Linked DNA regions of Homo sapiens: region 2 is linked to region 1. A link is an interaction called in ENCODE POLR2A ChIA-PET data of the cell type or tissue named here. Cell type or tissue: OCI-LY7. All regions are shown on one strand. Links, peaks and the distances in the headings refer to the core of each region. The heading gives the core; the rest is flanking DNA.

Region 1 (15,190 bases), core at 5,955-10,954:
GCCGCAGAGATGGATAAAGCAGATATTTGTAAAACAAAGAATTATGTGTACTAAGTATTAAAGGGGGCACAGAGAAGGGAGTAACTAATTCTGCCCAGGTAAAGTAACACTTGAAAAGGTACTCAACACCTTCTCGAAAGACAGATCAGAACTTGTCAACTGGACACGGGGATGGAGAATATAGGAGGGGAGGAGAGCTAATGCAAAAGCTTAGAGATGAGAGAAGGCAGAGTGTGTCCTTCGGGTAGCAGAGTGACCTTTTCAGTGGCATTGTATGAAGATGGATTGTCCAGTGAGAGTGTAGGGGGGGTGACACATGTTAAGAGGCTTTAACAACAGTCCAGAGGAGAGCTGCGAGCTAAGGCTAGGAGGAAGGGATGAATTGGAGGGCTGTTCAGGAAGCAGACTAAAGAGGATGGAACGCCTGGTGATATGCAGGAAGGGAGACGGGAGTGGCTCTGAGAGTTCTCATAAGGGCCACTGGGTTGTATATCTACCACCTCAGTGGTATATTTTTCCAAGACAACAAATTCAAGAAGAGAACCCACGGGACATGTGGGAATGAGGAATGTGTGAGATGATATATATTCCATTGTGGACACTTGACATTTAAGGGGTCTTTCAGAGGGGGATGTACAGTGGACTGTCAAAGACAATAGGTTTCTATCTCAGAAGGGAGTGAGCACTGGAGACAGAGACCTGGGAGTTGGTATTGTGCCCCAACACTCCCTTTAAGATACTCTCAAAGCTTAGCTGTCTTATGTTACTTCTCAGCTTTGTGCTCTGATTTCCAAACCAATAGACCGATTTGATAGATGTAATTTTGCTAGCATGCTAATGGGAAAATAGTAATCTTGAGTTCCCTACCTGGTTCACAAGGTGACACAGGAGGATGTTTACAATGGCATCCCAGGGTAAACAAAAGATGTAGGACTCTAGCCTCTGTAACCTAGAAGGTACTCATGGTTCTGGAGAGCTTCCCAAGCTTGTTGGCTGATCGCTCCTTTGCTCATGCATAAAGCTGGAACTGGAGGAAGGCACTGAGGGCGGAGAGTAGAGGAGAAAATAGACCTACATCCTTTCTGCCTGACAAGAAGAGAAAGAGACAGAAGGGAGGGAAGGAGACAAAGCAAACAGAACTGGAAATAGGGAAGAAGACAGAAATGACCAGAAAGCATATTTAGTGCATAAAGAAATACATAAGAGTGTCTGAGAAACAACAGAGGAAATGAGGCTCCCGTCCTCCTATTACCATAATGAAGTATCCATGTGAGGCAATAAAAAGGCTCTTTTTATGCCTTCCAATTAACTAGGGCTCAAGTTTTGCACGTCTCTCAGCTGGAAAATATAATTGCTGAAGTGTCAGGTTTACCAATTGGGTTGTGGCTTTAAATAAAGTGCCATCCAATTGTTATTTCACATATACAACCCAAAGAGCTGGCACCTGGAGGGAAAGGAAAAACAAAACCTCCAGAACATAATTCAGGCCCAAAACTCATTTCTCTGAGAAAAACTTGAGCCCAGCTTGTTGGTATGAACATTAAGAGGGAATAAGAATAAAAGACATTTATTCACTCATCAGATAGCGGTGACACTGACAATGCTGAGCCCTTTACTGGGTCCCTGAAGGATGGGAAAGCATGCCTCCATCTACAGAGGGCTTGCAATAATCACAGCTGACAGTTCATATCATGCCTACTATGGGCCAGGCAGTGGTCTAAATGCTTCACACATATCTCATCCTTACAACAAGTGTTTTATTACTCCCATTTTGCAGATGAGTAAACTGAGGCGTAGGTACCTTAGATTACTTGCTTGCCCAAAGTTACAATCTATTTGAGAGCCAATGCAATTGTACAAGAGACACTTTCGTGCCAATGACAGATTAAGACAATGGTGTCTCAAAGGGAGAAATCCCCACAGGCTAGAGTGGCCCAAAGGTTTCAGGGGAGCAGTAGGACTTGATGGGTAGGTGGGATTTGGAGATAAGAGGGGAAAAGACATCCTAAGTCATGCAGACTGTAGGAGCCTGGAGTAGTGGTGGCGTAGTGAGAGGCCACCCAGTCTGGAGCAGAAGGTTTGTGGCGGGGAATGACAGGGAAGCTGTAATGGGAATAGGGCTGTGATGAGCCCGTAGTGTTGGGGTTTCTCTCTAGAAGTTTTAAATTTGCAATGAGCTTCAGTTCTCAGCCCAGTGCATTTTCAGGCAGTGGCACAGGAGCCAGAATTCAGAGTGCATTTATTCGTCAGGCTCCGTTAACTCATTAAACGTGCATTTCACTTTTGTCTCTTTTCCTTCGTTCTCCTTAACAAGGCCTGGCATCTCAGATGCTGACTTTTCAGAAAGATTCTTATGCAGATTGTCAGTCCCCTTCCTTATCCTTGAAAATGCAGCTGAAATGGCCTCTCTGTGAAGACTTCGCTGGCAGCCACAGGCAGGGTTGTCACTCCTGTGTGCATCGGCTCCTGTGTAGGATCCCTTGTAGGATTTATCACAGGGGATCAGCATCTCTGTATACATCTTGTTATCTCTCACAAGACTCTGGAGTCTTTACAATGTGGAACTGTTTACTTTGTATCCCTAAGTGCCTTCCACAGTGCCTGGCACATAGTAGATGCTCAGTAAATGCCTGCTGAAGGAAAGAATGGATGAACAATGGAATGAATTACCACTATTATATTGGAAGGTATATAGAGAATTATCTGCTTCAAATCTTTATCCCTTTAATGAGTTCTCTCTATAAAATGAAAGTTGCTTCGTTGCTATTACAATAGCCTATTTATTTATTGCCTTCATAATACACATTACGATCTGTAATTATTTAATTTGCTTGTCCACTTGTTTATTGTCTTCCTCCCTTAGGACAGTGTAAACACCAGGAGCGTAGGTACCACATCTGTCTTGTTTACTGTGACATCTTTAGCTCCTTGCACGGTGCATAGCATGTAGTAAATACTCAACAAATATTTGTTGAATGAGTATCATATCTCCAACTGATTGTCCAGATTATTTTTGAATCCCTTAAGTTAGGAGAAACTCACCAGCTCCTTCCATTCTTTTAGATGATTCTAATTATTAGGAAAATTTTTGTTTTTATTGAAGTGAAAACCACTTCCCTAGGGTACTTACAGAACAAGCTTACCTCTCTTCCGAGAAGCAGCCTGTGGCAATTTAAAAATAGGTCCATAAATTTTTTGATGCTCCTCCCTTCAAGAGGTAGAGCCTAATTCCCCTCCCCTTGAGCGTGACCTTGACTCAGTGACTCACTTCTAATGACTAGAATAAAACAGAAGTTATGATGTGTGACTTCAGAGACCAGGTCATGAAAGGCACTGTGACTTCTGCCTTGCTCTCTAAGATAGCTCACTCTGGGAATGTTAGCTGCCATGTCATAAGGATATTCATGCAACCCTGTGTAGAGACCCATGTAACAGGAACTGAAGCCTCCTGCCATGAGAATGAGCCATCCTACAAGGGAATCCTCCAGCCTCAGTCAAGACTTCAGATGACTGCAGCCCCTACATACTGCTTGCAGCCACACAAAGATTCTGAGCTAGAGCCACCCAGTCAAGGCACTGGTGAGTTTCTGACCACAGAAACTATAAGATAATAAATATGTGTTGTTTTAAGCTACTAAATTTTGGTGTAATTTGTTATATCACATTAAATTCACAGCCATTTACATATTTTCTGAGAATTACCATGTTGTACTGTTTTCTTCTCTTTTCCAGGTTAGGCATGGTTTCTGGGCCCATCATCTTTCTGTTCTGTTTCCCAAGGGCACATTGCAGCTTGTTACCAACGTTGCAAAAGGCTGGTACTCAGAAGTGAAAACAGATTTTAGGGTATGGCTGTGCTATCCCAGAAGGGAGAAGCTATATCCTGCCCAACTAAACATTGCCACATCATCCTGTCAATTTACATTGATTTTCCCTTCATTTAATTATGAAAAAATTTCAAACCTATGGAAGAGTTAAAAGAATTTTACAATTAACACTGATATATCCACTAACTAGATTCTACAGTGAACACACTTTGTCACAAATCTGTTTATCTGTCCCTGTATCAGTCCCTTATTCCTTCTTTTTCATAAAGGAGTGAGATATATATTTCTCAAGATTTAGCACTATAATCTCACTTAGGATGGAGCCAATTTCATATTTTGATGAAAGCTTTTTTGGTTTTTAGCAATCAGCACAACATTAAACTGCCTGCCAGAGCTGTTCTCATGCTGATTTTGCTGTTGTGTTGGTGATAGCAGCATGGCAACAATATATTCTTCTTTTTTTTGATACATTTCAAAGTAAGTTAATAGACTTTTTAGGCAATTAAAATCTCTAAGTTCTTTTCTTACTTTGCTGATTCTACCTACATCTTCCCATCTTCTGCCTACTCCTGAAATATAGGAATTACTTACATTTAGTAGCAGAGGAATGCAGAAAGGTGTAGAAAAATGAGAATAGGTCTTGAAGGTAGATAGACTTAGGCAGGGTTCCTAGTTCTTCCACTTCCATCAATGGGATATTAGGCAAGTGATTTAACCTCTTGGAGTCTTGGTTGTTTCATCTATAAAATGAAACCGATAAGAATACCTACTTTGTAAGGTTATTAAGAGGACAAGAGATTATATATGGAAAGTGTGTAGCATGGTATCTGGCATCCAGTAGGTGTTCAGTAAATGATGACTAATATTATTTGGTCTACCATTCCTGCCCATCTAGATAATTTTGGATTCTGAACTTGTCATCCAGATTAACATCATCTTCAAGTCCATAAGGTCTACTAGATCCTCATCCTAGAAATTGATGTGGAACATGACTGGGACAAGGACTGAATCTGCTGTCACTTAAAAATATTGTTATTGCCCTAAGTCTGATATTAATTAAAATAATTCAATGTGGTAATAATAGCTGTAGCTTATAGATCTGACATTAACTATTCATCTGCAGTCTTTTGATAGTCTTTCAAGCAGTTATAAATCTACCTTACTCCTCTGTCATGGTTGATCACATTTCTCCATCTTACCTATAAGAATATCACAAGTGAGGATTATAAATCATGCTGCTATAAAGACACATGCACACCTATGCTTATTGTGGCACTATTCACAATAGCAAAGACTTGGAACCAACCCAAATGCCCATCAATGATAGACTGTCATGGGGTGGGGGGAGGGGGAGGGAGAGCATTAGGAGATATACCTAACGTAAATGACAAGTTAATGGGTGCAGCACACCAACATGGCACATGTATACATATGTAACAAACCTGCATGTTGTGCATATGCACCCTAGAACTTAAAGTATAATAATTAAAAAAAACAAAACAAAACAACGAAAAAAGAATATCACAAGTAACTTTGCTTTCTTAATTGATAAATGCATTTACTACATCCACCATATTTCCTTCTTCTATCAGCCTAGTAACATTTTCATTTAAGAAAAGTGGGTTAATCTGCTGGGGTTTCTTTGCAAACTCATGGCAGTTCCTAGCAATCAATTCTTTTTTTTTTTTTTTTTTAACATACATATATACTGTTTCTTGGAAAATCTGTTGTAAGAGAGACTGCTAATTATGTACTCAATATAAATTCTTTTCTTCCTTACTAACAAATTCCTGATCTTGGCCAGGGAGAGGAGCCATGTGCCTAGCTAAATCACTATATTCCCCACTTGTTTCAGATACCACTGGACCATCTGGCACAGTTTTGACCAGTGAGATAAGAGAAGGAAGTTGACGGATAGAGCCTCGGGGAGAGTCCCTCAGAAGGGAAAGGGAGGCTGGAGACAGCTGATGCATCCAATTATGCCCTTGTCCTTTATCTTTCTTCTGCCTGGAATATGGACACTTAGGTTGGTGATAGAGGAGCCATGTTGGGACCATGAAGTGACAATGAGGGAAAGGCCAAGAGAATCTCAGAGATCTCAGTCCTGACATCCTTGAGCAGTTAAAGCAATGCCTCACTTGAAACTTCTCATATAATCAGAAAAATAAGCTTCTAAATTGATTAAGCTACTCTTTTGGGATTTCAATTACTAATAGCTAAATGTGATTCATTTGTACTAGAATTCGGACCAGGATCAACCCAAATGCTCTATAATCTGGAAGACTCTGTCTTCTTCTGATAGAGAAATCAAGATACTATTTGACTATTTTCTGACCTCTGGCACCACTAAATTCCCCCATAGTTTCATTGTCTACATGCCAATGATCTTGTTGGCAACTTATCTTCATGACTAGGTAGGTAATTTATTTAGTCCAGATGTGGCCTCTGCCAGAAGGTTGGAACTTTGACTTACTCTGTTCTCCCCTATTTCTTGCTTACAATCATCAAGAATAACTGTAGAAACTGCTGGGAATGCCACATCCTGAGATAGGGTAGGTACTGGCCACTATAGCCTAGGCTCTGTTCCAGTGACCCACCCCACCCCCCCTCTAGAAACCAGATGTCCTTCAACACTTTAGCCCAGTCTGTCTTGTTGCCCCTGAGGTATATAACCCAGGGAGGGCTGCCTTTTGGGGTCTCTCAGCTGTGGTGCAAGTGAGGCACACACAGTCAGAACTCTGTCTTCCCTGGCAGCTTTCCTGAGCCTTGAGGACCCAGCTCTCAATGAATCCTAGGCTTCTGTTGTCCCTTGCTACCTATTTGTAAGTCATAAGCCCACTTCGTGTAACTTGTTGCATATGTGGGTATTCTGTCTCATCAGACTCAGACAAGTCAGTAATTACTGCACAGTGAACCTGCTTCACAGCCTCATTGGGAGTAGCTGTTTTCTCATCATTTTTCTTGAACTCAAGTTTCTTGTGCCAATACAGGTTTCACTCTCTCCAGTCCAATGACCATTCTCCTTGACAAAGACAAAAGCCCAGTAGAAGAGCGCTTCTGTTTTCTCTCTGTCATGCACCACCCTTACAGCCTCTCCGTTAGCCAGATTCAGGGATCTGCATGTGTTCTCCTTCCAGACAGATGATAATAGGCTGTTCTGTTGATTTTGACATTTCTTACCTGTCTCAGCTCAGTTTGGTCTCCAACCTTCCTTACATGATTCCTTATATATATTTGCAGATTGAATGAATGTTTCTAAGATATGAATAAACTAATGAATTCAATCAACCATGGAAATTCAACAGGGGATGCTCAGTCGCTCAGAGAGTGCAGGCATGGCTTGCTGTTTTGTTTCTGCTACATGTAGAGTGTGGGCTGACTGCACTTCTTAACTATATTTGTGTAGCAACATTCCCTATTCAAAAATGCTGGAAAGTCTTAGCAGAACATACTTGGAAAACAATCTACTACAGAAGTGAGTGCCTGAATTTATTATCTCTTGGTCCAGCCATCCTCTTTGCCAAGCTAAATCCAAATTCCTTCTCTTCTAACTATTTGTCTTCTAACTATTTTTCTGGGAGCAGAAGATGATTCCATCAAACCCAGTCTTGACCGTCTTGACCCAGTCAGTAACACACTAACTGATCTATTAAGCATTCTCTATTTTAAAGCTCCTGACAATCTCTCATTTCAGAAGGTACTTATTTTAGGCAGGGCTCTGTGTTGTGTGAAACAGAGAAGAGATCAGCACATTTTTCAGGTGATAAATGTTTTAGGGCCCAAGTTTGTTCAACCTGCTTTATTTTGTTGTTGTTCTGTTTTGTTTTGTTTTAGGCTTTTAGCAGCCTGAAGCCATGGTTTTTAGTTTATGTCTCTGGTGATAAATGGAAAAGAGGGATGAGGAAGGGGCTTCACTGGACCAGCCAGAAACAGAAACTAAGAACCCATGACGGTGTTCTCTCCCTTGGACACCCCTGTCTAAGGCTCTGGGGGTCATATGATCTCTGGGGCAAGTACTCAACTCTGCCTTTGTAATGTAAGAGCAGTCATAAGCAATATACAGGCAAACAAATGCAGCTGTGCTCCAAAAAATATTTATTGGTGGATACTGAAGTTTGAATTTCATAGAATTTTCATGGGGTGTGAAATGTTATTCTTTGGATTTTTTTCAAGTGCTAAGACCATTCTTAGCTTTTGAGGTGAAAGGCTGGTGTTGACCCTCAGGCCACAGTTTACTGACCCATGAAATGAAGATATCCTTAGGGCTGGTTCAAGCAAATGAGTCCTTTCTGTAAAGCTATAGCAAAAACTTACAGGACCTGGGAAAGGAAATAGAAAGCTCTCAGGCCCTCAGCCTGCAATGCTGTTCCAGAAGTGGTCTCCTTGTGGCTTCCCTGCATCTTTCAGCTTTTGAGTCATCTCAGAGTTAGTTTATGTCTGCACTCAGTCATCCCAGATAAATCAATAGACAATCCAATATGATGGGATGTATGCAATGAAATTGGTATGTATGCATAGGGTGTTATCAGGGACTACAGAAGGCCAGTAGATTAAAAGTAAGGGCCAAGTTGGAGAAGAGAGTTGGTGGTCAGAGGTCTTAGCAAAGCATGGAAGGTTTGGAATAGTCTGTATGGAGAATGAGATAGGAATCAGATGGAGGGGAAAAAAATCCCTCCTAGATTTCATAGAAGGCCCAAGTGATGCTGGCAACTTTTAGCATTTGTTAAGTGCATTAGTTTGGTTGCCGCTGGCAACAAGTAATAGAAAATCTTCTCAAAGTAGCTTAAGCACTAAGTTCAATAGAATGTGAGTGTCATAAGTAAAGTAAATATGCCCATCTTATTTACCAATCCAGCACCAGTTTCTTGGACAGTAGCTGGTGCACAGGGATCGTTCACTTATTCATTCAAAATCCAGTGAATGGATGAACAAGTGAATGATCTCTCATAGCAGAGAATGTCCCCAGGCTTTGTTAACCCAGTGTTTCATTGACATCATGAAAAATTCAGGTTCGGTCTATCTTTTGGCGAGTTGGCTTTGTCTTCAGGCTAGTTTTGCATGGTTGCAAGATAGCTACTACAGTCTGCTCATTATAACCAGACCCAAAAATGTCCAGCAGAAGGTAAAGGAGCTATATGAGCTATATATTCTTTGAGCTTCTTTTTAAAAGTTAGGAAACTTTTTCAGAGGCCTCAGCAGACCTCCTAAGTCCTACTGGCCAGAAGAAATATATCATATACAACATTTAAATCAATTACTGGTGGAAAAAATTGAATACTATGATTAGCTTAGACCTGGGGTTCTCAACTGGAGATGACTTTGTCCCTCACTCCTCCAGAGGACATTGTTGACAATGTCTTGAGACATATTTGAGTGTCACAATTGGGGAAGGGGGATGCTAATGGCATCTAGTAGTTAGAGGCCATGGAAACTGCTAAACCATCCTACAATGCATTGGATAGCATCTCCTATAAAAAAGAAGTATCTGGCCAGATGCGGTGGCTCACACCTGTAATCTCAGCACTTTGAGAGGCCAAGGTGGGCAGATCATGAGGTCAAGAAGTCGAGACCATCGTGGCCAACATGGTGAAACCCTGTCTCTACTAAAAATACAAAAATTAGCTGGGCATGGTGGCGTGCACCTGCAGTCCCAGCTACTCAGGAGGCTGAGGCAGGAGAATCGCTTGAATTTGGGAGGTGGAGGTTGCAGTGAGCCAAGATCATGCCACTGCACTCCAGCCTGGGTGACAGAGTGAGATTCTGTCTCAAAAAATAAAAATAAAAATAAAAAATAAAAAAAAATCCAACCCAAAATATCAATAGCTCTGAGATTGAGAACCAAGTCTTAGACCAATCAGAAAACCCCCTGGAGCTGGAGTGGGATTACCTTCCTTGAGGCACATGGCCAGGGAGGAACATGAATATATCTGTATGAAATCAGAGTTCTATAAAGCAGGAGAAATAAAAAGGAGGTAGGGAGTTGGGGAGAAATGGGTGCTGGGTAGGCAATCAACTGAGTCCACTCCAGAGGGACCGACTGGATTGTCCAATTTAGCAGAGGATGAAAAGAGCCTTTGGAGAGGTTTTTTGTTTGTTTGTTTGTTTCAAGCAGAACAAAGAGGTTCTGCCTTCTATAAACAAAATAAGGTCCTGCCTTTTTGGGCAAAATAAAAATTATAGCCTGCTGCCCACCCAGCTTTCCAATAACTATGCATGTGGAAAGATTAGGAGGAAATGATATTTATTGACCTGTGTGACAGCCAGTACCAGGAGCACCCGAGATGTACAGAAACCATGCCAGACGCTTACCTTTATTACTCCATAGAATCCTTGCAATTATACAGCAAGGCATGAATTCCCATCCCCATTTCATAGATGAGGAAGCTCAGGCCCAAGGTGATCCTTTTGTGAGTCAGAGACCTAGGATTCTCCACCATGTTCTGCACATGAAACCCCTTTTCTGAGTTTAGGATGGGGCAAAAGATCCTGCATTTCTAGAGGGAGCATAGCTAGAGAGGAGATCACGTGTTGACTGATGGCCTGTGGATGTCTTAGGTGCTGCAGCATCTTCCAAGGGCAAATAGGCTGAGTCAGAACTGCTTTAGAGAAAAGGCCTCTTGACAGAGATCTGCTTTTTTTTATAGCTTACAAGGCCCAGGAGAATCTTCCAGTCTTAAACTCTGTGAGTTAAATGATTTATTTGGAGACTTTCCCTCCCCCTCCTCCTTAGCACATACCCAGCTTTTATGTCACTCTGCTTTCTGAGCCTGATGGAAAAAAATCAAGAATGATAGAAAAAAGAGCCAAAAATTTTCTCAAGTATTCCTAGAGACAGTATTGGGCCATTAGAGAGTGTCTATTTATTTACTGTTGAAAATCTTCCCTGAAAAGTCCCCTCTTATTTCTTAGAATTAGGATTCAGCCCTGGTCTGCTGGCATGCATGCTGGAGGGAGAAGGCGGCCAGTCTCAGCTGTCCAAACAGCGGGAAATTAAATGCTTTTGTCTCATAGGAGATCGCTGAGCTCCATGGTGATTTTCAGCTCTCACCCAGTGGTGTTACAAAGGCTCTTTTCCCTCCCTCCTTCTTCCCTCTAACTCTTCTGTTTTTTTGAGAGAAGAAGGGGCTTATGGTAGGTAGGTTGCAGATTTGAGATTGAGTCTTAAAAAGAACAAGAAAGAAAAGGGACTTCACTATAATGCATGCTGGGTCCCATCAAAGTGTCTGGTTCCACCCTGACAGTAAGTGCTGCAGGGTGCTAGAAGAGATAAGGACACATTATAAAAACACAGATTGGATTCTGTAGAAAACCTGTGGCTTTTAACAAAACTTATTTGGCCTGAGTTATCTTACCTATAATAAATCTCACTTCACAGGGTCAGTGTACAAATCAAATGAAATATAAGTGTCTGATTCAAAATAGATGGGCAGTTATTGGTTCATTTGGCCAATTCATTTGCATTGAGCTATACTAATTGGAGCTCAGGATATCACATGTTTCACTAAGATGTTTTCCCTGTGTGCCCTTTATTAGTTATTTTTTGCAGTATAATCAACCACCACTTAATATGGCAGTCTAACAACTATTTTCATTACTCATGATTCTATGGGCCAGCAACTTAGGCTGAGCTCAAGTAGGTGGTTCTTATGCTGGTTTTGCCTGGGGTCGCTTGTGTAGCTAACACCATCTGGCAACTTTCTGTGACTGGAAGGTCAGAAATGGCTTCATTTACAAGTTGGTGCTGGCTATTGGCTGGGCCACGTATTTTCAGAAGGATAGCCCAGGCTTCTTCCCACGGTGGATAGTTTCCAAAAGCAGCAAGACAGAGGGAAAGCACCAAGTGCCAGCTCAAGCCTCAGCTTGCCTCCCATTTGCTAATGCTCCATTGTCCCAAATTACATGGAAGCAATGAGAAAGTAGGTAAAATGAGGGTATGAATAAGGGAAGTGTATATCATTGGGGGCCATTCCTGTCTCATGATCCACCGCAGTCCCTTTCCTTCTGAAAACCTACCTCTCCTTGGGTTTCCCAGAAGTAGACTATTTATTCAATGAATATAAATCTCAATTTAAAAACTAGTTTTGCAGTTTAATTTTCATTGAAAGCCCCCTACTCCTTCTTGCTGGATGGTAAAAATTGAGACTTAATTTTTAGTTGCCCCCCGCTGTCACTTTTCTGGAGTTCCATCCAAGTTGCAGGGTTACAGAACCATTATCTGCTCTGGATCATCATCTCTCCATGATGACATTTGTAGAGATGTCCTGGCTCTTCAGTGAGGGTCTGTGTGGTCCCTTTGAGGTCTGGCCTCCTCTTCACTCTCTTTCTGTCCTAATGTAGTGCACTCAACCTTTCTGCCACTGTTATGCCCCCATTGGACTGTGGGAATCTTCGAGGAGCTGTTGAAGCCCCTCTCTGTACACTATGCACTTCTTTTCTGAGCTCTTGCTACCTTTTTTGGTCCCACACAGGAAACAAGATATGCACTTCCATGCTCTTTTCTGAAGAATCTGCCTTGCCCTGAGCTCAGCCTGACTGAAGGATAAACAATCCCCCTTCTTCAGAGATTCACAAGTCTATGCACTCAACTGTTTCTTTCTGACTTTCCCCTTCCTTCACCCCAGGGAAGGTGGAACCTGCTTCTTACTCATCAGCTTTTTTCTCAAACTATTGCTTAAGCCCAGATTTCTCCCTGTTGCCTCTGAAGGCTGGCTTACTGAACATCAAAAGCAGAAAAGCTCCTCTTTTCTCCCTTTCTGGGGTTCATCCCATTCCTGAGATAAGGAACTCAGAATCATTTAGTTTGAGCAGGGGAAGGTCAGCTCTTGGGGATGGGGGAAGGGACATGCTCCTATTTCAAAATATTATCCCAGGACATTTGTTTCCTGCTTCCAACCACAGGATGAATCAGCCTGCACTTTCTCCAGCCAGCAGTGCCCCTTGAAATGCCTACTCCTAGGATGTGCTTCACCAGGTTGCATGTGGATATTTCCTCAGGAGAATGTATTGGAATTGGGAGAATGGTGTTTTATTTTATTGGGTAGCAGTCAGTTGATTTCAGATGAACCAATGTCTTGTCTATATGGCCCTTCTCATGGGCCAGGGTGGTGGAGTCTCATCTGGCACGATTCTCTCCTATTATTCTACAATAAAGTAAAGTAATTTTTAAAAGAGAGTCTACCAGTTTGTATTAGTTTTCTGTTGCTGAATAACAAATTTCCACAAATATTGCAGCTGAAGAGAATCCACGTTTATTATCTCACAGCTTGCATGGGTCAGGTTTCTGTAGTCTAAGCACAACTTAGCTGGGTGCCCTGGTCAGGGTCTCACAAAGTGTTGGCTGGGGCTTTGGTCTCAGGGTTCTTGTCCAAGTGCACATGGTTCTTGGCAGAATTTATTTTCTTGTAGCTGTAGAATTTGTGGTAGCTTGCTTCTTCAAAGCCAGCAACAGAATCTCTCTCTTCAGAAAGGGCCCAGTCTCTCTTTTCAGGGCTTTAACCTAGATTAGTGAGACCCACCCAGTATAATGTCCCATTAGATTAACTCAAAATCAACTAATTTGGCCAGGCACAGTGTCTCATGCCTGTAATCGTGGCACTTTGGGAGGCCTAGGTGGGAGGATTTCTTGAGCCCAGGAGTTCAAGACCAGCCCTGGCAACACAGCAAGACCCTGTATCTACAAAAAATTTTCAAAAATTAGGCAGGGAGAGTGGTTTGTGCCTGTAGTCCCAGCTACCGGGGAGGCTAAGGTGGGAGGATTTTCTGAACCTAGGAGGTCGAGGCTGCAGTGAGCCATAGTTGCACCACTGCACTCCAGCTTGGGTGACAGAGGGAGACCATGTCTCAAAGAAACAGCAACAACAACAAAATCAACTAATTTGGGACCTTAATTACATCTGAAAATCCCTTCACCTTTGACATCTAACTTACTAAAGTGAAACCTCAGCACATTCACAAGCTGTGCCCACATTCCAGGTGTGCGGATTCCACAAGAGGAGCATAACAGGGAGCAGGAATCTTGGGGACTACCCAGGAATTCTGCCTACCACACACTTGTTGCATGCTTGCTCTAGGTCAGGCACTTTGCTCAGCCCTTTCATAAACACTGTGTTGTGAAGATGAGCAACCAAACTCTGTCACTCATCTGAGGTCAACATTATTAATGGCTATCAATCTCCTCCTTTAGTTGTTGTGGTATTCTGCCTTCTACTCTAATTTGTTTGTTTGTTTGTTTGTTTGAGACAGAGTTACACTCTGTTACCCAGGCTGGAGTGCAGTGGTGTGATCTTGGCTCACTGCAACCTCCACCTTCCCTGTTCCAGCGATTCTCGTGCCTCAGCCTCCTGAGTAGCTGGGATTACAGGCGCCCACCACCATGCCTGGCTAATTTTTGTATTTTTAGTAGAGACTGGGTTTCGCCATGTTGCCCAGGCTGGTCTCAAACTCCTAGCCTCAAGTGATCTGCCCCCCTCGACTTCCCAAAGTGCTGGGATTACAGGTGTAAGCCACTGCACCAGGCCTCTAATTTTTATTATTATTATTATTATTAGCCATTAGAGGGCTTTGTTAAACCAGGAAACCACCAAGTCCTGGAACAGATCCATAAGCCCCTGTTAAAACATTAACAGTCACACCGATATTGGGTTAAGGGCTCTGGCCAACAATTGAAAAACAAAGGAAGTATTTATTGAAAAAAGGTATATATATATATATATGCAAGACATTAGATTATTTTATAGGATTCTACTTTTATATTTACAGCATCTCTGCAAGTAGGTATTAAATAGCCCCATTTTGAGGGATGAGAAAACTGAGGCTCAGAAAGCTTGTGTACCTTGCCTGATGCCATAGAGCTAGTAAATGGCAGAGGTGGATTTTGATTAGAGAGTGTTACAGCAAACAAAACACCTTTGCAACATCCTGCAAGGTGGACAATGTGTTTCCCTTGATGCATGGATTCTGTAAGGTATAAATACCTTCAGCTCTTCCGTCCTTCTCTCTCTCTTGGACTACAGATGCATCCATGGAGGTGCAGAAACTTTAAGTTACACTGAGCTTTCACCCTCATCTTGGGAAACTGAAGCAGTGCAGCAGCTCCTTTGTGTGTCGTGCTACTTACTGAGGGAAGGAATTAGCCATGGTGTTCCCTCATCTCTAGAAACATCAGCAACCACATCCTTGACAGTGCAGGTCTCTCTCCAAACCCCATTCTCTATGCACAGCCCACAACAATGCCAGAGACTACCACAGAGCCACCCGGTTTCTTTCTTTAAGAGCCACTAACAACACTTCCATTCTGCATACCTGTCTCATAGAAAATGTCCTGACAGCTTTACAACTCTGACTTCTTTATGGGGCAGTGGAAG
Region 2 (15,190 bases), core at 5,798-10,797, 55 kb after region 1:
CATCTATTCTCCATACAGGAGCCAGAATGCTCTTTAAAAAAACCCAAACACATCATGTTGCTGCTCTGATCAAAACTTTCTAATGGCTTTGCTTTGCTTTTAGCATGATGGTGAAGCCCCTTACCAGTGTCTGTAAGGCTGTTCCTGGTAGTGTGCGGACTGCCTCTCTGACTCATCTCCCACTATGCCCCTCAATCCGTGTCATTCTTGCTGTTTCTCAGGTTCTTACACCAAGCTTGTTTCCCTTCTAGGCTTTGGCATTGGTGCTTCCCTGTTTGGAGCTCTCATCCGCCAAATGCCTGTAGGGCTTATTTCTTTACTTCATTTAGGTCTCTGTTCAATTTCCTCCTCCCCTAAAAGCCAAACCACTCTCTCTAAAATAGCAGCCTACCCCCACTAGTTCTTCCCTCCCTATCCCCTTACCCTGGTTAGTTTTCCTCATTGAACTTATTTTTACTTTAAATCATATGTCTTTTTGTCTACCCATTTTTTGTCTCCCTCCACTAGAATGTACATCCCATGACAGCAGTTGTCTGCCTTGTTTGCCACCTAGTGCATAGAATTGTGCCTGGCTCTAGGTGCAAAATAGATACCTGTAAAATGAATAATTAATCCATTTAGATTCAACTATAGATTATAAGGGTCCTTGCTCATTTCTCTATCTTGAGATCCTTGCTGTGATTTTTGAATATTTTCCTCAGATGGAGGATGTGAGATATTCACTGAATCCTTGCATATCAGCAAGGATATATCTTGACTGAGTACAGGATTTTGGGGGTTCAATTCTTTTCTCTCAGTGACCTACAGATTGTTATTCACATCCGCTAGCTTCTGGTATTACAGACGAGAAGTCTGATGCCAAAATGATGCTTTCTTCCTTTGGAAGTAAGCTTCATAAAGGGAACAGAACTGTTGGACCCAGGCACAATCATGGGGCATTACTGTGGCCACAAGTAGATTTATTCTCAGTCTTTTTTCCCCCCATTAATTCACATTACTGGGATTCTATCCTGGTCCTTGAACCTGAGTCACAAAAGTTTCCTCTCTTGTTGTATTCTTTTGGACCAGGGGAATACAGGCCCCTTCCTGGAGCTGGAATGGAGATCTAGCAGAGTCATCAAAGGAATGAAGCCCCACCCAGCAAGGCAGCTGTGTCAGGAGTATTTCTTCTCAAACTTGAGGGAATCTGCTCTCATTCTCTCTCTCTCTCTCTCTCTCTCTCTCCTGATTTCCTCTCTTCCCAACCCTTCTAGTCCTTCCTTGTATTTTGGCTACTTCCCTTCTTGCCTTCACATGTTTGCCTTTCTCTCCTATCTAGCTAACAGTGAAAAGAGCTGGGCTGTCCTAGAGTGATTTGAAAAGGGGATTTGTGAGAACCCAGCTCCCCTAACTGCGATTGAGTGAAGGACTTTGATCATTATCAACAAGTCCAAGTAATTAGTAGATACCAAGATGAGATAGATGTGAAATTCCAAAGTGAGACCCTAAATCACCACAGGCACATTTTCAGCAGAAATAGTTGGCCACCATTCTCTATCTCCAGAACTTACTTGCTCTTTTCCAGGAGCAATTTTTGAGAAAGGGCTCTTTAGGGAAGTTTGGGTAGTGCTCTTTGTCCCCATCCTGCCCCCGTAGTAGGAGGTGAGTGCCTGGGTGTCTGTCTGCTCACCATACACATGGCAAGCAGGGGCTTCCCTGGGCTACCCAGAGAACTTAACGTGCCTCTCCTACACATGAACGTAGGCATGCATGCACGCACACACGAGGACACACCTGGGGAATCAGAGGACGGAAAGACCAAGAGGCTGACTACCCGCTTTCCCAGCAGAGTCATGGAGGTGCTGCTGCCTTTAGATTTCTTGCATGCCTAGAGATTGTCCAGGCAAGTATATGTATTTTCCCATGGAACACACTTTCCTATGGAACTCAAGAAAGACAGCTTGGGTTCCACCATCTGACTGGAGGGCAAGGGTTTACCACCCATAAAAAATGCATGTCTCTGTGTGAACAGAAATTCACATAAGGGGGGCCCTGTAGAAAACCCCAGAGAATCTAAGAGAGCACCCAGAAGAGAAAAAGTCAGCTCCAATATATGCCAGGCCCAGAGATGCTGATGCCAGATGAGACCCCACATTTTAGGTGAGGCCTTTCCTACATCCACCCAACTCCATCCTTTTCCCAATTGAGGAGGTTGGACAATGGAGGAGCCCAAGGGGCAGACATGGGGACACCAGGCACACCCCATCCCATTTCCCTTTGCAGTTTCCCATCCTAAAGTCAGCCCAAGCTGAGAATAGGGTAGATGGCACCAAGCTAAATCAAGATTAGAGTTTGGGACTGAACATTTTGATTGCTATTATAAATTAAGAGTGCATGTACAATTTAAAGAGTACCTAATACGAGAAAGTGAGCAGAGTAATTGTGAGCTTGCTAGCAATTTCATCCAGGGCAGGGGGAAATTTATCCCTACCGAATAATTTGCAAAAGGGGTGTGGGTGATAAAATCAAAATTGTATTTTTATTGCAATACAGGGGATGCTTGCTAGGTTTTTGTACATGACCCTGATCTGAGCTGGCTTCATGAGCCTGCTTAGGGGGAGGGACATTTGCTTGTTTCCCAGAGAACTTAGGAGGTGAGCAAAACTGGGGAATAGTGTCCTGAGGCGGGCAGGAGGGGACAGGAATCCAGTTTTCCTGGAGGGAAGGGCTTGAGAGATTAAGGGAAGTTGCTGCCTTCCACCTGCTTTGGCAAGGAGAGCCACCGGGGTCCATCTGAAGGCACCAGGGGTGAGCTCCTGCCAGCCAGGCCCTGCAAGGCGGCTAAGGGGGTGTTCCCTTTTGGTAGGGGGAAGGTCTGTGAGTGAGAGAAAGAGAACTGAGGAGCTGAGCTACTGCACCCCCTCCCTCTGCAGATAAACACACACACTGGCTTAATAGCCACAATAACCCTTGGCTCTCCTGCCCCTTTTAGCATCTCTCCTCATCTTGCTTCCCACAACTAATGACTTACAGAATAACTGAAAGGTGAAATAAAAAATTGTGTGTGAGTTTGGGGAGGGAACGTTCACATGCTGTTCCCTCTGCCTGAAACACCTGCAGAATCAGGCAGGGACTCGCCAGGAAACAGATGGTCCACTGAAAATAGAACAATTCAAGGGGGGTCTGTTCACAAAGGGTCATTACAAAGGTGTGGGTGTAAGGGATCGTTCTCTAGCCTGGGGTGCCCTGCTTCTGGGCCCAAAGGGAGGAGGGAGAGAGTGGTTACTGGAAGGCAAGCACATCCCACACATTTGTGGGGCCCAGAAAAACAGAACAATTGGAAATCCTCCAAACCATATGTCTAGATATTTAAAAGTTATCACTCAAACTAACGAACCACTCAACAAAATATATCCTAGCTGTTGACCTTGGAAAATATACCTTTATAAAAACCTGGAAGATGAAGTTGGAATTGGGAAGTCTCAGACTGCCCAGAACATGGCAGAAGGGAAATATCTGGGCCCTGGACTCCTAGCTCACCCCTTTCTCTTCCCACCCCTGTGTTTTCTGGCAACTTCAGGAGGCCTTACTGGTACAGGGGGGCATCCCAGGCCTCATGCCTGTGCTGCCCTCAGAACCTACCACACACAAAAAACACATACTCTTTGGTCAACCCCTCAGGCCTAGGGCAGAGGAGCCTGCAGGAGCAGTCCACATTCAGGAAGAGAGGTGCACACAAAATGCATGGCCATGCACGGCATGGGAGGAGGGTGCTCTTACACCGTGGGCAGTGATGTGGCCGGAGGACAGGAAGTCCAAGGCATGGTATCCATGGGGTCGTATGGGGTTGGGGCGGGGGGCTCTCTCTTCCAGGTGAAAGGGCAGCACTGCTGGAGAGGCAGCGGGAATAGCGACTTTTCCTTAAAAAAAAAAAAACCAGCAAATTGGAGGCAATGCCACAGGGAGGAAGACAGGGAATGCACACCCCTCACAGTCCTCCTTCCCTTTGAATATCTAGGGAGCTGGGGCTCCCCACTGAAGAGCCAGAGAGGGCAGGGAGCTAGTGATGCAATCCTAGGTGGCCAGCCTCCAAGCCCAGAGAGCAGGGCAGAGAAAAGCAGAGAGCAGGTCTGGAAATGTCCAGCCCTCTGTCCTCCTCACTTTCTCTAGTTAATTTTTACTTAAGCTTTAAATATCAACTCAAGTGTCACTCTCTCAAGAAAACCCTCCCTGCCCTCCAGCACTAGAGCAGGTTTCTTATTAAGCTGTTCCCTCTCCTTTTCCTTCACAGTACTTGTTGAAGTCTCTTACTGTAATCTATGTGGCTATTTTATGAACAGCAGTGTCCCCACCAGACTCTAGGCTCCAGGAGGACAGGGACCAGGTCTGTCTGGTTTGTTGCTGTATGTCTATTGCCTGGCACAGGCCGGGCATTTCATGGGCACTTGTTGTGCTCGCTCTTCTATTTTAGGTCCTCCTGACTTTCCTGGGGTCAGGAATAGCTGCATTCAAGGGAATGTAGACCACATACTTGACAGTAACCCTCCCCGATACACACACACACTCATGCACACACATGCTCATGCACACACACACACACTCATGCACACACACACACTCGTGCACACACACACAGGACTTGGAAGTGAGTTCTTTGGGGGTTAAAATTCCGATCCGTATATAATTGATCAGAACCACCATCATCTTAAAGACCCAGAATGGCTCCCAGAGCTGGACAATAATTGAAGAAAAATATGGTCACATCTATAGAGTGCATGCATGAGCATTGGTCAGCCTTAGAAGCACAAAGGAAAGAAGTGCTGCCTAAATCATCCCCAGAGGAGAAGTGCCCAGACAGGCTGTGTAATGTCCTATTTCTCTGGATAGGCCTTCCTTTACTGGGGAAATGGAAGCATCCATTTTTCAGGGCCCGATGTCATTCAGCTTTCAATTCCATAACTCCCTTGTTCTGCTTCTGTACTCACCAAGAACCCATCTGATAATGTGGCTCCTGTTGGGGCTGGCTGGGTAGGCCCATCCAATGACACATCTGCCAGATTTTTCAGTTGTGTTGCTCATTATAAATAAATTGTTGTTTGATTTCATTCACATTTATCAGAGATTTTTCAAGTATGCATGGGCATTCCTTAAGTGTGATCACCTCTGGAAAGCTGATGGGTTTAAGTTCCTCACCCTGCAAGGCTGAGGGTCAGATCCTAGGCTGCAGGGAACTCACAGGACAGTACCCGGCAGAGAACCACCCCATCCCCCAAATCCAGTCATTAAATGTTTTTTTCTTTTGTGAAACTGAAATAATGACATTCTCAAAGGGTCTAACATTTATCAAGAAAAAAGAGAGAGACATATTGAGTTGTGTGTGAAGAGGAATGTTTTTGATTTTCATTTTTCTTTTGACTTCTCTAGACTAAAATTGTCTTTTCAGTCAGAATGCATCCTAGTGGAGAAATTAATGATGACTCTTTTTTGACCAGAAGCCAGGGGAAGCTGGGGCGATGGTGCCCCCTGAGGAGGCAGCACAGGGTGAGAGGGTCCTGGGAATGGAATGGACATTACCCAAGGCCCTTGAGGCAGTACAGAGTGTATGAAGAATAAAGTCATTATCAATAGGTGTTCTGAGGTCATGGTGTGCATCACAGCTGAGGGCAAGGAGAAAATTCAGGAGGAATGAAAAAATCAGAGACCAGGAAAGCAGAGAGTGGGACAGAGGCAATGTAAGGAGCAATTTTTTGTCTCCCACTGCGATTCTATTTTTTTATTAAAAAATAGAGATGAGGCAATAAACTAGGTATTGATGGGATGTATCTCAAAATAATAAGAGCTACTTATGACAAACCCACAGCCAATATCATACTGAATGGGCAAAAACTGGAAGCATTCCCTTTGAAAACTGGCACAAGACAGGGATGCCCTCTCTCACTACTATTCAACATAGTGTTGGAAGTTCTGGCCAGGGCAATCAGGCAGGAGAAGGAAATAAAGGGCATTCAATTAGGAAAAGAGGAAGTCAGATTGTCCCTGTTTGCAGATGACATGATTGTATATTTAGAAAACCCCATCCTCTCAGCCCAAAATCTCCTTAAGCTGATAAGCAACTTTAGCAAAGTCTCAGGATACAAAATCAATGTGCAAAAATCACAAGCATTCTTATACACCAATAACAGACAAACAGAGAGCCAAATCATGAATGAACTCCCATTCACAATTGCTTCAAAGAAAATAAAATACCTAGGAATCCAACTTACGAGGGATGTGAAGGACCTCTTCAAGGAGAACTACAAATCACTGCTCAGTGAAATAAAAGAGGATACAAACAAATAGAAGAACATTCCATGCTCATGGATAGGAAGAATCAATATCGTGAAAATGGCCATACTGCCCAAGGTAATTTATAGATTCAATGCCATCCTCATCAAGCTACCAATGACTTTCAATGACTTTCTTCACAGAATTGGAAAAAAACTACTTTAAAGTTCATATGGAACCAAAAAAGAGCCCGCATCGCCAAGTCAATCCTAAGCCAAAAGAACAAAGCTGGAGGCATCACGCTACCTGACTTCAAACTATACTACAAGGCTACAGTAACCAAAGCAGCATAGTACTGCTACCAAAATAGAGATATAGATCAATGGAACAGAACAGAGCCCTCAGAAATAATACCACACATCTACAACCATCTGATCTTTGACAAACTTGACAAAAACAAGAAATGGGGAAAGGGTTCCCTATTTAATAAATGGTGTTGGGAAAACTGGCTAGCCATATGTAGAAAGCCCCGAAACTGGATCCCTTCCTTACACCTTATACAAAAATTAATTCAAGATGGATAAAAGACTTACATGTTAGACCTAAAACCATAAAAACCCTAGAAGAAAACCTAGGCAATTCCATTCAGGACATAGGCACGGGCAAGGACTTCATGACTAAAACACCAAAAGCAATGGCAACAAAAGCCAAAATAGACATATCGGATCTAATTAAACCAAAGAGCTTCTGCATGGCAAAAGAAACTACCATCAGAGTGAACAGGCAACCTACAGAATGGGAGAAAATTTTTGCAATCTACCCATCTGACAAAGGGCTAATATCCAGCATCTACAAAGAACTTAAACAAATGTACAAGAAAAAATCAAACAACCCCATCAAAAAGTGGGCAAGGGATATGAATAGACACATCTCAAAAGAAGACATTTATGCAGCCAACAAACACATGAAAAAATGCTCATCATCACTGGCCATCACAGAAATGCAAATCAAAACCACAATGAGATACGATCTCACACCAGTTAGAATGGTGGTCATTAAAAAATCAGGAAGCAACAGGTGCTGGAGAGGATGTGGAGAAATAGGAACACTTTTACACTGTTGGTGGGACTGTAAACTAGTTCAACCATTGTGGAAGTCAGTGTGGCAATTCCTCAAGGATCTAGAACTAGAAATACCATTTGACCCAGCCATCCCATTACTGGCTATATACCCAAAGTATTATAAATCATGCTACTATAAAGACACATGCACACGTATGTTTATTGCAGCACTATTCACAATGGAAAGACTTGGAACCAACCCAAATGTCCATCAATGATAGACTGGATTAAGAAAATGTGGCACATATACACTATGGAATACTGTGCAGCCGTAAAAAAGGATGAGTTCATGTCCTTCATAGGGACATGGATGAAGCTGGAAACCATCATTCTGAGCAAACTATTGCAAGAGCAGAAAACCAAACACCGCATGTTCTCACTTATAGGTGGGAATTGAACAATGAGAACACATGGACACAGGGCAGGGAACATCACACAGTGGGACCCGTCATGGGGTGGGGGTATTGGGGAGGGATAGCGTTAGGAGAAATACCTAATGTAAATGACAAGTTAATGGGTGCAGCACACAAACATGGCACATGTATACATATGTAACAAACCTGCACATTGTGCACATGTACCCTAGAACTTAAAGTATAATTTTAAAAAGTTGTGGTAGGAACAAATAAAAAAAAAATAGAGACAAGGGCTTGCTATGCTGCCCCAGCTGGTCTCAAACTCCTGGGCTCAAGCGATCCTCCCATCTCGGCCTCCTGAAGTGCTGGGATTACAGGCATGAGCCAGTGCGCCCAGCCTACAATTCTATTTTTACAAAAATATAAAGGCTAAATGCAACATGGTATCCTAGATCTCGTCCTGGAGCAGTAAAAGGACATTAGTGAAAAAACTGGTAAAATCGGAATAAAGTCTGTAGTTTAGTTAATTGTCGTGTATCAGTGCTAATTTCCTACCTTTGACAAATGCATTGTGGGTATGTAAACCATGAACAATAGAGGAAACTGGGTAAAGGGCATCCAGGAACTCTATTCTTGCAACTCTTCTGTAAATCTAAAATTATTCCAAAATAAAAAGTTTATTTTAAAAAAAAAAGGCCTATTTGATTTTTAGCTTAGGAAAGTTTCCAGTACATCTTTAATTATTACTTCTGTTCTAATTGTTTGGTTTTGATAAAAAACATCTCTAATTCTTAGGTTAGACCTCTTCTCTCTCTTTTAATGGCTATCATATTACTCTTATATTGTTTCTATCTCTTCATTATTTTTCCTCGGAATTCTAGGAGACCTTCTGCAATTTGTTCTCTACCTTATTGGTCTGATTTTCTGCAACACCTTTTCTGCTTGTAAATCTTCCAAAGATTTTAATCCATCTCCTGCATTTCTAGCTTCTTTGTAATTCATTCTTATCTCAGTTATCTTTGTTGACATCTGTTTCAACTGTATTTTAGTCAGATTATCCTCTCCTGTCACTTTATGCTACCATTTCACAGAGGCCATGACTATTACCTCATAGCAGATGTCCGTCTAGTGTGACTTTGCAAAACTAGGCAGGTGCTCTCTCTTATAGACCTTATTGGCTGATCCTTTGCTATTTGAGTTTACAAAGCACATGAAAATGTACACTTGCAGTATGAACAAATACAGAGCTCTTCCTGTCTGCACCACTGCTATAATATTTGCTTGCAGAGACTGCATTTTTAGGAATTTGCAATTCTTGATTAAAATCCCAGAAAACTTGCATCTTCTAAGTAATGTGCAAATCACAAATGAAGGATCCACCACTTTATTAGTTGACACTTTGTAATGTTACAACAAGGCCTATTGGAAAGGGGACTGGGAGCTTTTTGTTATATACCACCAGGAATTGAATCAGGAAAAAGTCTTTGCTATGCTCATGATTCCTCTATTTTAAAAAATAATATTTCTGTTATTGTGTGTCTAATAGAGGAGGTATTGTTTAGTGCTTGAGATATTATTCCATTGGAATCCAAACGGACAACGCCTACCTCTGTGAGTAGAAAGCAGAATTCTTATCTGAGGAATAAGTTTCTTTTGTGTGTGTCTATCAACCACTGGGGGCCTTTTCTTAGCTTAGGGGGAGAGCGGGGAGAGCATGGCCGTGCCCGAGACCACAGGCTAGAATGAAAGGGAATGCTGGAAGGGAAGTTGGTCATTTCCCTGAAGGGTCAGGAATGTCTAGGAGACAGGTTTTTGTGTGATACAAATAACCTGACAAGTGTGACGTGGGGAGGAAGGACCCATGATGTGAAACCACACTCTGGGGACAGAAGCCACTTATGGTGGAATAAAAGAAACAAATGTAAAACATTATTTAGAATGTCCTTTATGCTGCTTATACTTTCTAGAATTTCTCTCTAATTCTCATTATTTAGTAAAGTCTCTTTGGGAAGTCAGACTGTCTCAAAAGATATTTCCATTTCTGCAAGGCTAGTCTTCAAAGACAATGTGTAGCATCCTCAGGAGATTAGATAGCAGTGACAGCTGGATTCAAGTGGGAGGTCGCTGAAGGGAAGGAGAATTCAGGAGGGATGGAGAGGCACTCACTCACCAGAGAGCCACGCTGCTCCACCCTGGAAGGGGCTGTGCTTTGTTTTAACAAGGGGCCAGTTCTGAGATGATTCTTCTGTAGACTTCTCATTCTCTGCCATGGTTCACATCGGCCCTCACCTGCTGTTTCTGCCCTTTCACTGCAAAGGAGCCCACATGCCTGCCAAGAAGGCAACATCAGTGGAAATCACCAAGATACCTGAAACCCATAGACCTTCCTGCCCTTTGCTGGATAAAGAATTTGCTTAAAAGAAGAGTTCATAATTTCTAGAACCTGCTTTGCATTTTTAATAACTTAACCCAGTACATGCATTCTGTTTTAGCAAAGTTGAATCTCAATCTTTTATTTGGTATAAATGAGTTGGTTAAGATTGCATCCTTGGATTAAGGATTTCAGCCACAGGCTGGGAAATTTTCTTCACCCAGCCCCAACTTCTAGCCTATATTTTTTTGCCAACAAAGTTTAATTACTGCAGTTTAGGGTCAGATTGCATGCCTCCCCTCCTTCTCACAGTAAGCTCCCAGGAGGAATTGCTAATATTTATTGAGCACTTGCAATTTGCCAGACATTATTTTAAATACTTTATGTGTAGCAATGAACTGAAGGAGCGAAAGGGTTATAATAAAGAGAAAGACAAAAAATGAATTCTAGAGTTAGATAAACCTTGTTCAAATCCCCACTCTACCACTTATACTACCTATGTAATTTGGGCCATATTTCTTAGCCATTTTATGTCTCAGTGTTTTTGTCAAAAGAAACTAATGGTATTACCTACTCTCCAGGGTGTTTTGTGAAGATTAAGAGAAATAACCTGTGGAAAGTGTGCCTGGCACATAAGCAGAGTCCTTCCCCTTTACCCCTTCCTGATGGAAGCTTAAGTATAGCAGAATGTGTACAGTTTGACCCATGACACTACAAAATGGAGTGGTTAGTTTTCTTCCTTTCAATAAATGGTCTCATTAATTTTCTGGCAAAGAGGGAAGAGAAGGGCTGGCAGCTCGCCACGGCTAATGGACCGTGGCTTGTTGAAGAATGAAACTCTTACCCACCATTAATCTGCAGGGCAGCACAATCCAAATTGGATGCAGTTATGAGAGTCTGACACCCAGGGGTGTTGGGGAAGTATAGATGCTAAAACAGTGGTTCTTACCTGGAGAGTTTGGAAATAAATGGGTGCCTGGGCTATACTCCTAACCATCTGATTGAACTGGTTTGGAGTGAGGCCCGGACATCAGTATTTTTTATAATGGCATTGGCAATGGGGCATGCGCCCTTTGTGGTCAGAGGCCTGGTTCTGCAAACACTGCCTGCAGCTATGGATGCCAGCTGCCATAAGAGCAGCCTTTCTGCCCCGTTGCTATTGCTGCTGCTCCCGACACTAACTATATCACATTGCTGTTCCATCCCCTCTGCCTCCTTATGGCCAGAGATAGGTCATGTCCACCACCACCATTTCTTCAGACCTCCCTCAGCGTCTAGGCCCAACTGCACCAGGCTGGGGGTGCGCTCCCCTCTCCACTGGACCAAAGACCAATTTATAAACACTATCTAAGATGATTGGCTTTTGGGGCTTTTACCCTTTTCAGAGAAAAATCCCACCCCACCCACCAGATTGTGATTTATTTCTATGGTCTCCACAAGATGCCCACAGGACAGTCCCATGTTATGCATTTTCAAGGATGATATTCAGTCTCTTCCAGGATTACCTTGTACTCACACTCAAAAATAAGAATCACAAGCAGTTTATTGTGATCATACTCAACAGCCTCTAAGGACCCAGAGTCTCCAGTTCATCTTCACTAAGGAGCTGGGAATCACCGTATCCAGTGTGACTAAGGGAATAAATCTGGTCAAACTGGGGTTGTCCTCTGTGAGTTCCATGCTCTTGTGCTGTATTCATCTGCCAAGTTGGGATGTTAGTCTTGTTTTAAATCTTAGCCTCTGTTTACAGACTTGCTTAACACTAAGTCTCTGGGATTGCTTTTTACAGAAGGCTTATCTTTCCCCTAGGACATTGCTATTTTATCCTTTCATGCATCATACAGTCTATTTTTGAAAGTGATTGTCAAATGTTTTTATTATAAGATAACATAAGTTCTATGAAATATTCAAGCGACACAAAAGGGAATGTAGTACTATACCTTTCCCTCCCCCACAAATGCCACTCCCTAGTATTAACCAACTTAGATTTGGTCTAGATCATTCTAGATCTTTTCCTAAGGGCTATATTTTAATACTCATAAATAAAGAGTACACACCATGTGGCATTGGTGGTACAGTGGTGAGTATAGCTGCCTTTGCAAGAGTACACACATTTTTTTGCATAAAACATTCCATAATAATTTCCCAGTCTCCTTGATCATGGTTTTAAGCATTTTTATATATTCCAATAAGCAAAAGTGCCATAACCATTCACCAAGTGTCAGTGAATTGCCATTTCCGGTTTTTCGTGATTATAAACAATGCTATGATCAACATCTTCATGCTTTTTTTCCCATTTAAGATAATTTATTTTGGTTTAATTCCCTTAAATGGAATTACTTAGTGTAAGAGTATGAACAATCTAAAGAAGCAATTTACAGTTTAATGGGGTGATAAGAAAATAGGAAAGACACAACAAGCAATTTATTTGATTGAATAAATTATAGTTTGTCTGCATAATTGAATATTATGAAGCCATTAAAAATAATATTGTAGAAGAATATTTAATATTATGGAAAGATTTCCACTACATATTAAGTCATTTATAAAACAAGTTGCTAAAATTATGTGATTTGTAAAAAAAAATTTTATAATCAAAATATATCTGAATAGAATTTGTATGGAAATACAAAGACCCCAAACTAGCCCAGACAATCCTGAAGAACAATATTGAAAGGCTTGCTCTACCAAAAATCAAGATTGATTGTAAAGCTACAGCAATGAAGACAGTATAGCATCAGTGCAAGTATAATTTTTTAAAAAGAAAAAGGAACAGAATTCAAGGGTCATAAACCTTCTCTCAAAAAGGCCAGATACTGAATACTTTAGGTTTTGCAGGTCAACTGGTCTCTGTCACAAGAACTCAAGTGCTGCTGTGGCATGAAAGTACCCATACACAATACACAAATGAATGGGCATGGCTGTGTTTCAATAAAACTTAATTTATTAAACCAGGCAGCAGGATTTAGTTTGCCTATCCCTGTAACAGAGAATCCAGAAACAGACATCTATAGACATGGATATAGGTATAGATATATAGACATATAGATATGACTTGTGACACAGATGGCCATAAAGAGCAATGAGGGAAGAATGGTTCTTAAAATAGATAATACAGATTCAATTGCTCCAATTAGCTAGCCATATTGAAAAAGTGAAATCTGATTCCTACCTCACAGCATATATAAAAATAAACTCCAGCTTCTTTCTAGATATAAATGTAAAAAATCGAAATAATAAACCTTCTAGAAAATTACATAAGATAATATATTCATGGGTAGAAAAATATTTCTTAAATAAGAACACAAAAAGCACTAACCATAAAAGAAAAGATTAGTAGGTTGGGTTATATAAAAATTATGAGCTTTTTCTTCATCAAAAGGTGTTGGCAAGATATAGTCTGGGAGAAGATGTTAGCAACACATATAACTGAAAAGGGGTTCATATCTAGAAAATATTTAAAGTGCCTACAAATCAATTTTTCTAAAAGTCAGGAAATCTCACAGTAAAATACAAGACATTGAGAAACATGACAAAAAAAGAATTTCCAAATAGTCAATGTATGTCTAAAAAGGTGTTAATCTTTACTAGTTATCAGGGAAATGCAAATTTAAAACATAATGATATAACTGTTAGAGTATCAAGAATTGGTGAGGATGTTGTATTAGTCAGTTCTCACATGGCTGTAAAAAACTGCCTTAGACTGGATAATTTACGAAGAAAAGAGGTCTAATTGACTCACAGTTCCACAGGCAGTACAGGAAGCCTAGCTGGGAGACCTCAGGAAACTTACAGTCATAGCAGAAGGGCAAAGGGGAAGCAAGCACATCTTCACAGGCAGCAGGAGAGAGAGAGAGAGAGAGAGCTAAGTGGGAAGTGCCACACTTTTAAACATCAGATCTGGTGAGAACTCACTCACTATCATGATAACAGCAAGGGGGAAATCCACCCCATGATCCAATCACCTCCCACCAGGTCCCTCCCCCAACATTGGGAATTACAATTTGACATGAGATTTGGGTGGGGACAGAGAGCCAAACAATATCAGACAGCTGTAGAACAACTGCTGATACTGTCAGATGCTGCTGAGTGTGAAATGATACAATGGAAGCTCCACGAAAGCTAAGCATAGTCGGACTTGTGGCCCTGCAGTTCCACGCCTAGCTTCACACCCCACAGAAATGTGTACTCACATGTATCAAAATACATGTACAAGAATGTTCACAGCTACATTATTCATAACAGCTTCAAACTGGAAACAGCTCGAATGTCTAATTAGTGGAATAAACAAATATTAGTATTCTTACATTAGTATTCATACAGAAATATTAGTATTCTTAAATTACAAGAATTACATTACAACTGGTAATATTATTTCAGTAAATATACTCTCCTTCACACAAAAATATGGAGGAATCCCACATACATAATTTACATGAAAGAAGCCAGCTATGAAAGACTGCAAACAGGCAAAATTAATCCATGTTGATAGAAGATGAGATATTGGAGAAGGGTTAGGAATAAGAGGGAGTTTGGGTTCCTGGTAATGTTCCATTTATTTCTCTGGAGACAGTCACATGGATTATTTACTTTGTAATAAGTTATTAAGATTTATATATGTGACAAATATGCTTTTCTCTATGTATGTTATATTTTAATTTTTCTAAAAGTTTTAAAAGATATATCTGAATAGGAACAGAACGAAGGCAACTGATACTACCTAAAGATAAATAAATAAAGATAAAAGCATCTTTTTAGCTAAAGCAGTGATGTTTAATAGAATGTTCTGTGATGATAGAAATGTTCTATATCTGCTTTGTCTAACACATTAGCTTCTAGCCACATGAAGCTATTGAGTACTTCAACGCAGCCAGTGAAAATGAGAAATTGAATTTTAAGTTTTATTTAATTGTAATTAATTTTAATTTAAAGAACCACATGTGGCTAGAAAGCAGCATATTGGACAGCACAGATACCACCATGAGAAACAAAATCCACTGAAATATGTTCTCTCTGGAAAGTAGAATAGCATGAGGAGGTGACATGGAGACCAGGTGCTCTTATTAGAAAATCTTTGCACTACTTGATGTGCAACTGTA

Evidence for each region. Peaks named below come from ENCODE experiments on the same cell type or tissue, not always from the same donor. Only the 100,000 strongest peaks of a DNase experiment are listed, where the experiment ranks them.
Region 2: POLR2A ChIA-PET joins it to region 1 with 8 read pairs; 2 of 35 experiments call an interaction of 5 or more read pairs at or near these places.

The regions. Positions count from the first base shown.
Region 1 is chr11:13,940,590-13,955,779 of GRCh38, reverse strand. No RefSeq gene overlaps it. Among named protein-coding and RNA genes, the nearest start is that of SPON1, 15 kb to the left of the region's middle. In OCI-LY7, for the core only: no CTCF peak of the experiment used is centred there; no DNase peak of the experiment used is centred there.
Region 2 is chr11:13,885,734-13,900,923 of GRCh38, reverse strand. No RefSeq gene overlaps it. Among named protein-coding and RNA genes, the nearest start is that of LINC02545, 23 kb to the right of the region's middle. In OCI-LY7, for the core only: no CTCF peak of the experiment used is centred there; a DNase peak (open chromatin) is centred at 8,913; H3K27ac peaks cover 1,954 bases.